3 separate regions of the Homo sapiens genome follow, and all the other regions are linked to region 1. A link is a contact called in ENCODE Hi-C or POLR2A ChIA-PET data. All regions are on one chromosome and are shown on one strand. The core of a region is the stretch at or near the end of the contact, and the rest is flanking DNA. Distances in the headings are between cores, read along the strand shown.

Region 1 (3,099 bases), core at 159-2,658:
CTGGCTCCACCAATTAACCATTGTGGTATATTAGGCAAATTATTGATTTCTTTTGGGCTCCCTTTTCTACTCTGTAAAGTGGGGATAATACCTGCCTTATAAATGTAGTTCTACAGAGAAAATGAGATAATGTAAAAAAAAAAACAAAAAAAAAAAGGACTGAGAACATCGCCTGGGTCATACAAAGTGCTCTGTAAATGTTAACTGCTATTAACAGTTAAGTAGCCCTGGTGGGCTTGAGAGGTGTGGTTTAAGAAAAGCCGATCTCCAAAGAGGGCGGGGCCAGAGAAACGGCCAATTTCAAATTTACACCCAGATTAGGACTACTGCAGGAAATAATTATGCCAGATTGCTCTCCTGGAGGATTTCAACGTTTTCCCGTTGTCTAATGGCTCTTAGCATGTGAGGAGTCGTGAGCCCCTCTGAAAAATTGATGAAAGGGGTGTGCTGTCTCAGAAAAGTGCACAGCCTTTGTACACAATTCCAAGGGGTCGACAGAGAGGTCTGAGAACCATCCACCAACTCTTCCCCCAAGAATTTACAGCTCCCAGAAAATGCACTCCTGGTCTAAGCCATGAAGACGGGCCTCGACCCCTGGGCCCTGTCCCCGATTTAGAGGACTGACTGCTGCCAAGCCTCGGAGCTGTAACCAAAACAAAAGCAGCTCGCGTCCGGCGCCCCAAAGAGGTAGGTATCTTCAGGCCACAGAAGCACCCACACAGTCCTGTGCTCTACTGGGCAGCGACCAAACTCGATCCTAGGACCCGTGTGCAAGAACAAGGAGTACAGAACTGCGGGCTCTGGATCATCCCTTAGATTTTATCACGGCCACTGGCCACCTCCGAGGAAGGGTTCAAAGCCAGACTAGGCAGCGGTCTCTGAGGGAAGGTTTTCCTGATGGTTCCAGGAACCAAGAAGAGAGGGAGATGTGTGAAGCGAAAGAGGGAGATCCCAAACATTTCGCTTAGGCACCCATGACTCAAAGTAAATGGTCAAGAAAGGTCATCGCAGCCCGAAATCCACCGCCTCCTCAGCATCGGGAGCGCGGGAGCCAGGGCGCCGGGCCGCGCGAAGGCTTCTGGGGGCTGTAGTCCCCCGCTCGGCCCTCACCGCGACGCCGGAGAGCTGGGAACGGCAGGTGAACTACAACTCCCAGAGGGTAGCCCGCCTCCGCGACGACCACAGATCCGCATCAAAAGAACTGGTCCAGAACTGCACATCTAAACCTAGGTTTTCTGCTCTCCACTATTTAATTCAGCTCCGTGAAGTAAACCTTAGGACTCGGGGTAGGGATCGCCTTACCTTCTCCGGGAGGCAAAGCCGCGTCCACGCGCGCCACCGCCATATTTGCTGCTTGCTAATAATACCAGGCAACCGTCCTCCCGCGGCTCTGTGGAGCTTGTAATCTGAAGGAGGGAGCCGGAAACTATAACTCCCAGGATGCACGGCTCCCAGACGGCCCAATTGGCTGCTTACGCCTAATGATGTGAAGCTGGAGTTAGAATCTGAGGGTAGTGAGCTCAGGGACCCTGGCCCACTCGCTTATTTGACAGATGAGTCAACTGCGTTATTAGATGATCATTTCACTTCCTTGTCCAGGCGTTTGCGAAATTTGACACTTTTACCATCGGGATGATTGTAAGGAAGCTACTTAATGCAGACTGCATTTTACAACTCATTGCTGGAAGTCTCTGTGGGGGCTGCTCCATTCTTTTGATAATTGTGAATAAGTTGAAAGTTTTCAACTCCGCTATAGGAATGACCGATCTTGTTGAGATCATAAAAGTGGATACATTTTATTTGAAATTTTAGTTAAGTAAAAGTAAAGTATGCCGAAATAGAAACTTTTATACAGTATTTTTAAGTGATTGTTTGATTGTTCTTGAATATTTGACAAATCTTTTGACTTACGGGTATAAGTATGAACCAAGAACTTTTCCAGGGAGTATTCAAAATAACTTTAAAATATAATCTCCAGGCCGGGCGCAGTGGTTCACGTCTGTAATCCCAGCACTTTGGGAGGTCAACGCAGGCTGATCACCTGAGGTCGGGAATTCGAGACCCGCCTGGCCAACATGGAGAAACCCCGTCTGTAGTAAAAATACAAAAAAATTAGCCTGGCGTGGCGGCGCATGCCTGTAATCCCAGGTACTCGGGAGGCTGAGGCAGGAGAATCGCTTGAACCCGGGAGGCAGAGGTTGCAGTGAGCCGATATCATGCCACTGCACTCCAGCCTGGGCAACAAGAGCGAAACTATGTCTCAAAAATATATATATTTTATATAGATATTGCATATATTATAATTATATATAAATTATATATTATATATGTTATATATTTAGATATTATATATTATATGTTATATATTTAGATATTATATATTATATATGTTATATATTTAGATATTATATATTATATATGTTATATATTTAGATATATTATATATGTCATATATTTATATATTATATATTATATATGTTATATATTTAGATATTATATATTATATATGTCATATATTTAGATATTATATATTATATATGTTATATATTTAGATATTATATATTATATATGTTATATATTTAGATATATATGTTATATGTTATATATTTATATATTATATATGTTATACATTTATATATTATATATGTTATATATTTATATATTATATATTATATATGTTATATATTTATATATTATATATTATATATGTTATATATTTATATATTATATATTATATATGTTATATATTTATATATTATATATTATATATGTTATATATTTATATATTATATATGTTATATGTTATATATTATATATGTTATATATTTATATATTATATGTGTTATATATGTTATATATTATATATTATATATGTTATATATATTATATATTATATATTATATATGTTATATATTATATATTATATATGTTATAGATTTATATATTATATATTATATATGTTATATATTTATATATTATATATTATATATGTTATATATTTATATATAAATATAGATTATGTATATAAATATATTTTTATATAGTCTCCAAATTCAAGAAATACATTGCCTAGTTGGAAGAAAGCAGGCTCACACTTTT
Region 2 (3,099 bases), core at 281-2,780, 4.1 Mb before region 1:
ACTGGCACAGAAATAATGACAAGGAAACAAAATTACTTCCTGAATCACACTTTATCACCTGACTGGTTGCAAAGGCACATTTTTTTTCTGTTTTCGTCAAATTAAAATCTTAACCATGTAAATTCAAGGCTGTAAAGGAAAACTCAGGATCCTTCATAGTAATAATTACAGTATTAAAATTCTTAGTTGCTAGAAAGTGGTTAGAACCATTGAGAAACATTTTATCAGGTTACGTGGTTAGAGCAAGATTTGAAAAAACAAAATCAAAAACAAAAAACCCAATGTAAAATATCAGAACATCTGAGATGTCCAAGCTGAAAAGTGTAATAAACGCTATCAACTGTAGTGGAAAGAAAGTTCCAAAGTATGAAGTCCAGAGCAATTGTTGGTAGCATGAGTGGTGGGATTGAAGTAAACTGAAATAAATGGAAGGCATTTGTTTAACCTATGATATTGCTGAAAGACAAGTCCCAGCACAGTAGCTTTCTCCTTTAAAGACTAGCCAGATGTCGGCCTTTTTAAGAGCACAAAGAAGGGAGCCACAGAAAGAGGTAACAATGCTGGTAGAGAATGGCAGCTACAGTAAGGTTGTTTTTAAATGGATAGAAATCTATGTAAAGGTGACTCCGACAAAACACAGTAGCTGTCTCCTCCTCAGTCATTTAGGCAGAAACTTGCACTAAGTAAAAAGGTGCAAGGTATTTATCAGCAATTCCCATTATCTGGTACTTTTATTGCTTTGGCATGATTAGCAGAGACTGTTTGGCCAGCGTTGTCAACTATTTGCTTTTTCATCAGCCTGATGTTTGGTCTGCAATCCCTCTAAAACTAACAGCAAAAGAGAAACTCGGAAACTTGGGAAGTTTCAGTTGGCATTCAGATGTCACCCCAGCCTACTCTCTGTGAGATTTATTCTGCATTTTAGAAGCTCAGTGGCTGTTGCTCTTTTTGATAGCCAACAAGAAGCAACGTCATAGACCTGTTTGGCTGCTGTCCTGGGTAGAAGGGTTTGGCAGCCCTAGGGAGATGAATTTCTCCAGCGTTGGACCCGCCCAGAGCGGAGAAGCAACACCCTTCCAGCCACTACTCTGTTGCTATGAAACAAAAGACTAGGAAGGTAAGCGAAGCAGGAAGTCCCGCCTTTCAGCCCCAGATGGCTTTGGCTCCCGGTCCCGACGCTCACGCCCACCTGCCACCCCTTATTGGTTAGCTCCTTCGTGCCTTGCATCCCTTCGTCCATTTCCTTTCCCGTTTCCACTTTCGTTCCCGGGAGAGTCCAGGCCCCTCATTTCTCTCCGAGTCCAATTCCTTTCTGACGTGCTGCGAGCGGGCCTTCCTCTGGGGCCATTGTGTACTGTGGAGGACGTGGACGGGGCGGCAGCGCGAGGAGGACGGGCGCCTCCCGTCCATTGGCTGCACCCGCTGTCGGGCAGTGCGCGGTTGCGCGGCATTGGCTCAGCGGCGCCCGGCCCCGCCCCCGCCCCGCCCCGCCCCGAGCCTGGGTCCTGTGTGTGCCACAGGGGTGGGGTGTCCAGCGAGCGGTCTCCTCCTCCTGCTAGTGCTGCTGCGGCGTCCCGCGGCCTCCCCGAGTCGGGCGGGAGGGGAGAGCGGGTGTGGATTTGTCTTGACGGTAATTGTTGCGTTTCCACGTCTCGGAGGCCTGCGCGCTGGGTTGCTCCTTCTTCGGGAGCGAGCTGTTCTCAGCGATCCCACTCCCAGCCGGGGCTCCCCACACACACTGGGCTGCGTGCGTGTGGAGTGGGACCCGCGCACACGCGTGTCTCTGGACAGCTACGGCGCCGAAAGGCAAGAAGGGAAGGGGTCGCCGGGGAGGCTCCACACTTCTTGCCGGCCCGGGGGCCCGGGGTAGCCAGGCGCGGGCCAAGGAGGAAGAGGGGACAGCCCTGGCTCTCAGCTGCCTTTGCCGCCGCCGTCCAGTTTGAAGTGGGGCATTTAAAGACCAGAACCCGCAGGCCGGGGAGGAGGGAGAGGGCGTCCAGGCAGACGGCGGTGAGGACTGCAGCAGGCGGCCGGGAGGCGCGTCCACCCAGGCGCCGAGCCCACAGTGTCCCTCCCGCGCCCTAGACGGACGGTGCTGCGGGCACGGGAGGGACACTTTGTCCCCTCCCAGTCCACCTTCCTCCTGCAGCTCAGACCCGAGGGGCCGGGAAGGGGCCTGAGCAGGGAAGGGACACAGGCGTCCTGAAACAAAGCTTTGGGTTGAGGGCAGAGGCGAGGAGCCAGAGAAGTGAACTCCTCCTTTCCGTGGCCGCTCTTGTCATTTTTCTCTTTTCTCTTTTCAAATGGGCTATTTGTGTGTTAATTTCATTTGGTTCTTGGGAATAACGACTCACCGCGTTGATTTAAAGAAAGGTGTTCGTGTGTCCGTACTTGGTGGTTTTAGTGTGGGACATGCCCTGCGCTTTTGTTGACAACAGAGCTGTCCCTTACGTTTGTGTAGGATAATCTTTATGTTTATGTAACTTGGAGAAATCTAACAGAGTGAAAGTGAAGTTTCTGCGTAAGGCTCCCAAAATGTATGATAGGACCTTCAGTTGTTCTGGTATTTTGAATTGGAATTAAGGCAGGAGGGGAAGAACATTCTGTTTTTATCTAGGTGGGGGAAACCTGTTTAAGTTTTGTTTGTTCTTTTTTTTTTTTTTATGAGTTGAGTATTAGTTCAGCCTTAGCTACTTGAAACGTGAGCAGGATGCATCTTTAACTCTTAGTATTGTAAAAGCAAATCTAGGATCACTGCTCTTAAAACTACTGTGTGTAAAGATTGAGAGTGTAAATTCACAAGCTTATTGATAAAGATGAATCCGGAACTTTTGGTTTTGCTCTAATCGATGGAGGAAGATGCAGTGGTACAAGTTAGTCTCTAGTTTTCTGGTGGGTAAATATTTTCAAAACCAACTAACTTTTCTTTTTTTAAATCTGCCTTTTAAAGAACTAAAATTCCAGATGGCAAACTCAATGAATGGCAGAAACCCTGGTGGTCGAGGAGGAAATCCCCGAAAAGGTCGAATTTTGGGTATTATTGATGCTATTCAGGATGCAGTTGGACCCCCTAAGCAAGCTGCCGCAGATCGCAGGACC
Region 3 (3,099 bases), core at 235-2,734, 3.2 Mb after region 1:
AGTATATATGAGCATGTATGTTTATGTAATATAGATAGATGTGGCAGTAAATTGCCTTTCACTTTCTCTAGTCAAAATCAAAAATAATAATTTTTAAGCTAGGAAAATTCAGTAATTTGATGAGGGAATTTGGCTGGAAAAGTGAAAAACAATTCAAGGATAGGTATTTATAAATATATCAGAATATTATACATGTATTTTTGTATGCACATGTGTTTTATTTAGGAAGGAAATAACATGTTAACTTTTGCGTATCTTAATTTTTTATTCAGCATTGACTTCCCACCTGTTGTTTAACTTTTTCATTCTTTGTTTTTTTTTTTTTTTTTCCGTTGTGGTCAAGTGCGTATCGAAGACCACCTTAGCTTAGCTGAGAACGTTGTACTTGTGAAGCATTTGAATGTGGGCCACATCAAAGGTGAACAAAATAATTCATTTCCTGGCCCTGCTCAAGTATCCTCACCCTGAGAGTCTGCCCCTGTGGGCCACAACACTGCCACCCATAACAGTCACACCTCTCTTTAAACCCAGGTATATTTGGTATCTGTAACTCTCACCTGACTCTCACATAACAGTCAAATTATTTATCTCTTTGTAAACTTAAATTTACATTTATATGCTCCATCTCTCTTCACACCAGCTAGTGCTAATACCCAACACTGAGGGTGCCAGACAGTGTTCTAACATTACTTAAGTTAACTTAGTCAATATCTGAAATAACCCCGAGGAAGTTATTCTCATTGCATGCCTGAGAAAATTGAGGTGTGGAGGGTTGAAGTTTTTGCTCACCCCCACAGAGCCAAGTGCTGAGCAAAAGGTAGTCTGGGCTGGGTGCCGTGGCTCACACCTGCAATCCCAACACTTTGGGAGGCCAAGGCAGGCAGATCACTTGCGACCAGGAGTTTGAGACCAGCCTGGCCAACATGGTGAAACCCTGTTTAGTCTCTGCTAAAAATACAAAAGTTAGCCAGGTGTGGTGGCATGTGCCTGTAATCCCAGCTACTTGGGAGGCTGAGGCACGAGAATCACTTGAGCCTGGGAGGTGGAGGTTGCAGTGAGCTGAGATCACACAACTGCACTCCAGCCCGGGCGACAGAGAGGGACCCTGCCACAAAAAAAAAAAAAAAAAAAAAAAAAAAATAGTCTGGCCTCTGACATCACTCTCACCCAGAATTATGAAAGCTCAATAGGAATCAATACCTTGTCTCACAGTTTAGGTGCCTCCAGCCCCTAACCATTATTTGCATTCAAGAAAGGAACTGTAAATGTCTTATGGTTGTTACTCTTTGAAAACAAATCCTATAGTTATGGAAACAAACAAATAAAAAATGCTAGAGAACTTGTATTCTCCTAATACCATCTTTGATTAAGCTTTTACTGAGTTCAGAATTAAGGAATGTTAATGATACGAAAGCTTTTATAGCACTGATTTTTTTCAAAGTACCAACCTGTGGTTTGGTGACACAACTATAGAAACATGGATAGAAACTCCCTATTATGCAACAAACCACTTCCTGCATCTGTTTATTCATTTATTTGCAGTGTTTTAGCTAAACTCTTATCCACTTGTAGGGTCATATACTTGCAACTGTATCACTATATGTAGCATAAATATCACAAACTGCTGAAGAACATGGACTTGGTAGCTAGATTTTGAGGTTAGAATTCAATGTAATTCTGTATAAATAATACATACCTCAATAGGACAGTAGAAAAGATGACCTATGTTAACAAATGTAAAGCAATTAAAACAGTGCCAAGCACATAGTAAGTGCTTTATACATGTTTACTATTACTATTAAAACTCCAAAATTTCAGGAAATATACTTAGTTCAGCCTTCTGTAATCAGAAGTTTTGACTCAATTTAACCTGAGAGATAACAAAGTGAATGCCAGGCACGGTGGCTCACACCTGTAATCCCAGCACTTTGGGAGGCCGAGGCAGATGGATCATCTGAGGTCAGGAGTTTGAGACCAGGCTGGCCAACATGGTGAAACCCCATCTCTGCTAAAAATACAAAAATTAGCTGCGCTTGGTGGCACATGCCTGTCCCAGCTACTCAGGAGGCTGAGGCAAGAGAATCACTTGAACCTGGGAGGCAGAAGTTGCAGTGAGCAAAGATTGTGCCACTGCACTCCAGCCTGGGCGACAGAGCGAGACTCCACCTCAAGAAAAAAAAAAAGAAAGAAAGAAAAGAAGGAGGGAAAGAAAGAAAGAAAAAGAAGGAAAGAAAGAAAGAAAAGTGAAGCCTCTTTTCAGAGAACATCAGATCTTAGTTTTGGAAGGAAATCCAATTGTATGCTGCTCACACTTCTAATATACCTAAGAGGTAATAATAGTGATTCTGCTTGAACATTTCCAGTGATGGAGAACTTAACTACCCCTCAGAAAATTTCATTTTATAATTGGATAATTTAGTTATGAATAAACTTATATTTTATATTGAACAGAAATCTACCTTTCCGTAAATTCCACCTACTGGTTCCAGTGGTTAAATAGCAAAGCAGTGGTTTTTAAATTGTCTTGTGCAGAAATGTTTCAGAAGTTCTTAAAATGTTTGATCAAAATTTCATTTTTTTAAAAAGACATTTTTGAATCATTTGTTAAAACTGAAAAATTTAAAGGATGTGTAATATCCTTGGGAAGATTGCCTAACTTCTCCAATTCTCATCTTTTTCATCTACAAAATGAGTATAATTAGTAGATGAAAAATAAGTCTTCAATAAATGTTAACTGCATCTGTATAATTCTTATATTATTTGCATTTTGATACCAGCTATTAGAAGGCTTCCTTTAAAGCTCTGTGACTCAGAGGTCTTGTGGTTTCTCGCTGCAGACAATTCTCAGCTATCCTTTTCCTCAACTCAGTGGAGGATTTCTTTTGAGGGTTCAAACCCCCAACTTGGCCTTGTAATCAACTGAGCACAGGCTGACCTGGGTCTCCATCACTTCAAGGTAATCCACCAAGAGTGCTCACTCAACTCCCAGCCGCTACAGTTCCTGAAAATCTTCTAAGACAGGTGTTCAGATGCCCTGGCCTTGCTGTAATAGTAGTGGATGCTTTGGAAATCCACTGGAGCTGAGTTTTGCTAACACCA

Evidence for each region. Hi-C counts contacts between places; a loop is a spot of excess contacts on that map. ChIA-PET counts read pairs that join two places held with the same protein, here RNA polymerase II (POLR2A). Pooled maps may share reads with other maps.
Region 2: a loop to region 1 is called in a pooled map, with 23 times the contacts of the local background. The contact joins the promoter of CBLB here to the promoter of CEP97 in region 1. A Hi-C loop is called at or near these places in 6 of 50 pooled maps. POLR2A ChIA-PET finds 5 or more read pairs at or near these places in 2 of 52 experiments (HEK293 and activated T-cell).
Region 3: a loop to region 1 is called in a pooled map, with 4 times the contacts of the local background. The contact joins the enhancer-like site here to the promoter of CEP97 in region 1. A Hi-C loop is called at or near these places in 1 of 37 single-sample maps with no recorded cell type and 2 of 50 pooled maps. POLR2A ChIA-PET finds 5 or more read pairs at or near these places in 1 of 52 experiments (activated B cell).

What each region holds. Positions count from the first base shown.
Region 1 is chr3:101,722,923-101,726,021 of GRCh38, reverse strand. CEP97 (centrosomal protein 97) reads right to left here and starts at 1,408. Exons shown (of 11, transcript NM_024548.4): 1 at 1,303-1,408. The coding sequence starts at 1,345. RefSeq lists enhancers at 1-541, 713-782, 1,063-1,432.
Region 2 is chr3:105,867,443-105,870,541 of GRCh38, reverse strand. CBLB (Cbl proto-oncogene B) reads left to right here and starts at 1,530. Exons shown (of 19, transcript NM_170662.5): 1 at 1,530-1,806; 2 at 2,951-3,099. The coding sequence starts at 2,965. RefSeq lists a silencer at 1,332-1,561.
Region 3 is chr3:98,562,181-98,565,279 of GRCh38, reverse strand. No RefSeq gene overlaps it. Among named protein-coding and RNA genes, the nearest start is that of CPOX, 30 kb to the left of the region's middle. RefSeq lists a silencer at 1,845-1,904 and an enhancer at 2,959-3,008. Within about 2 kb of position 1,484, at least 10 of the 41 ENCODE cell types and tissues checked have a DNase peak (open chromatin) inside an H3K27ac peak, as active enhancers do.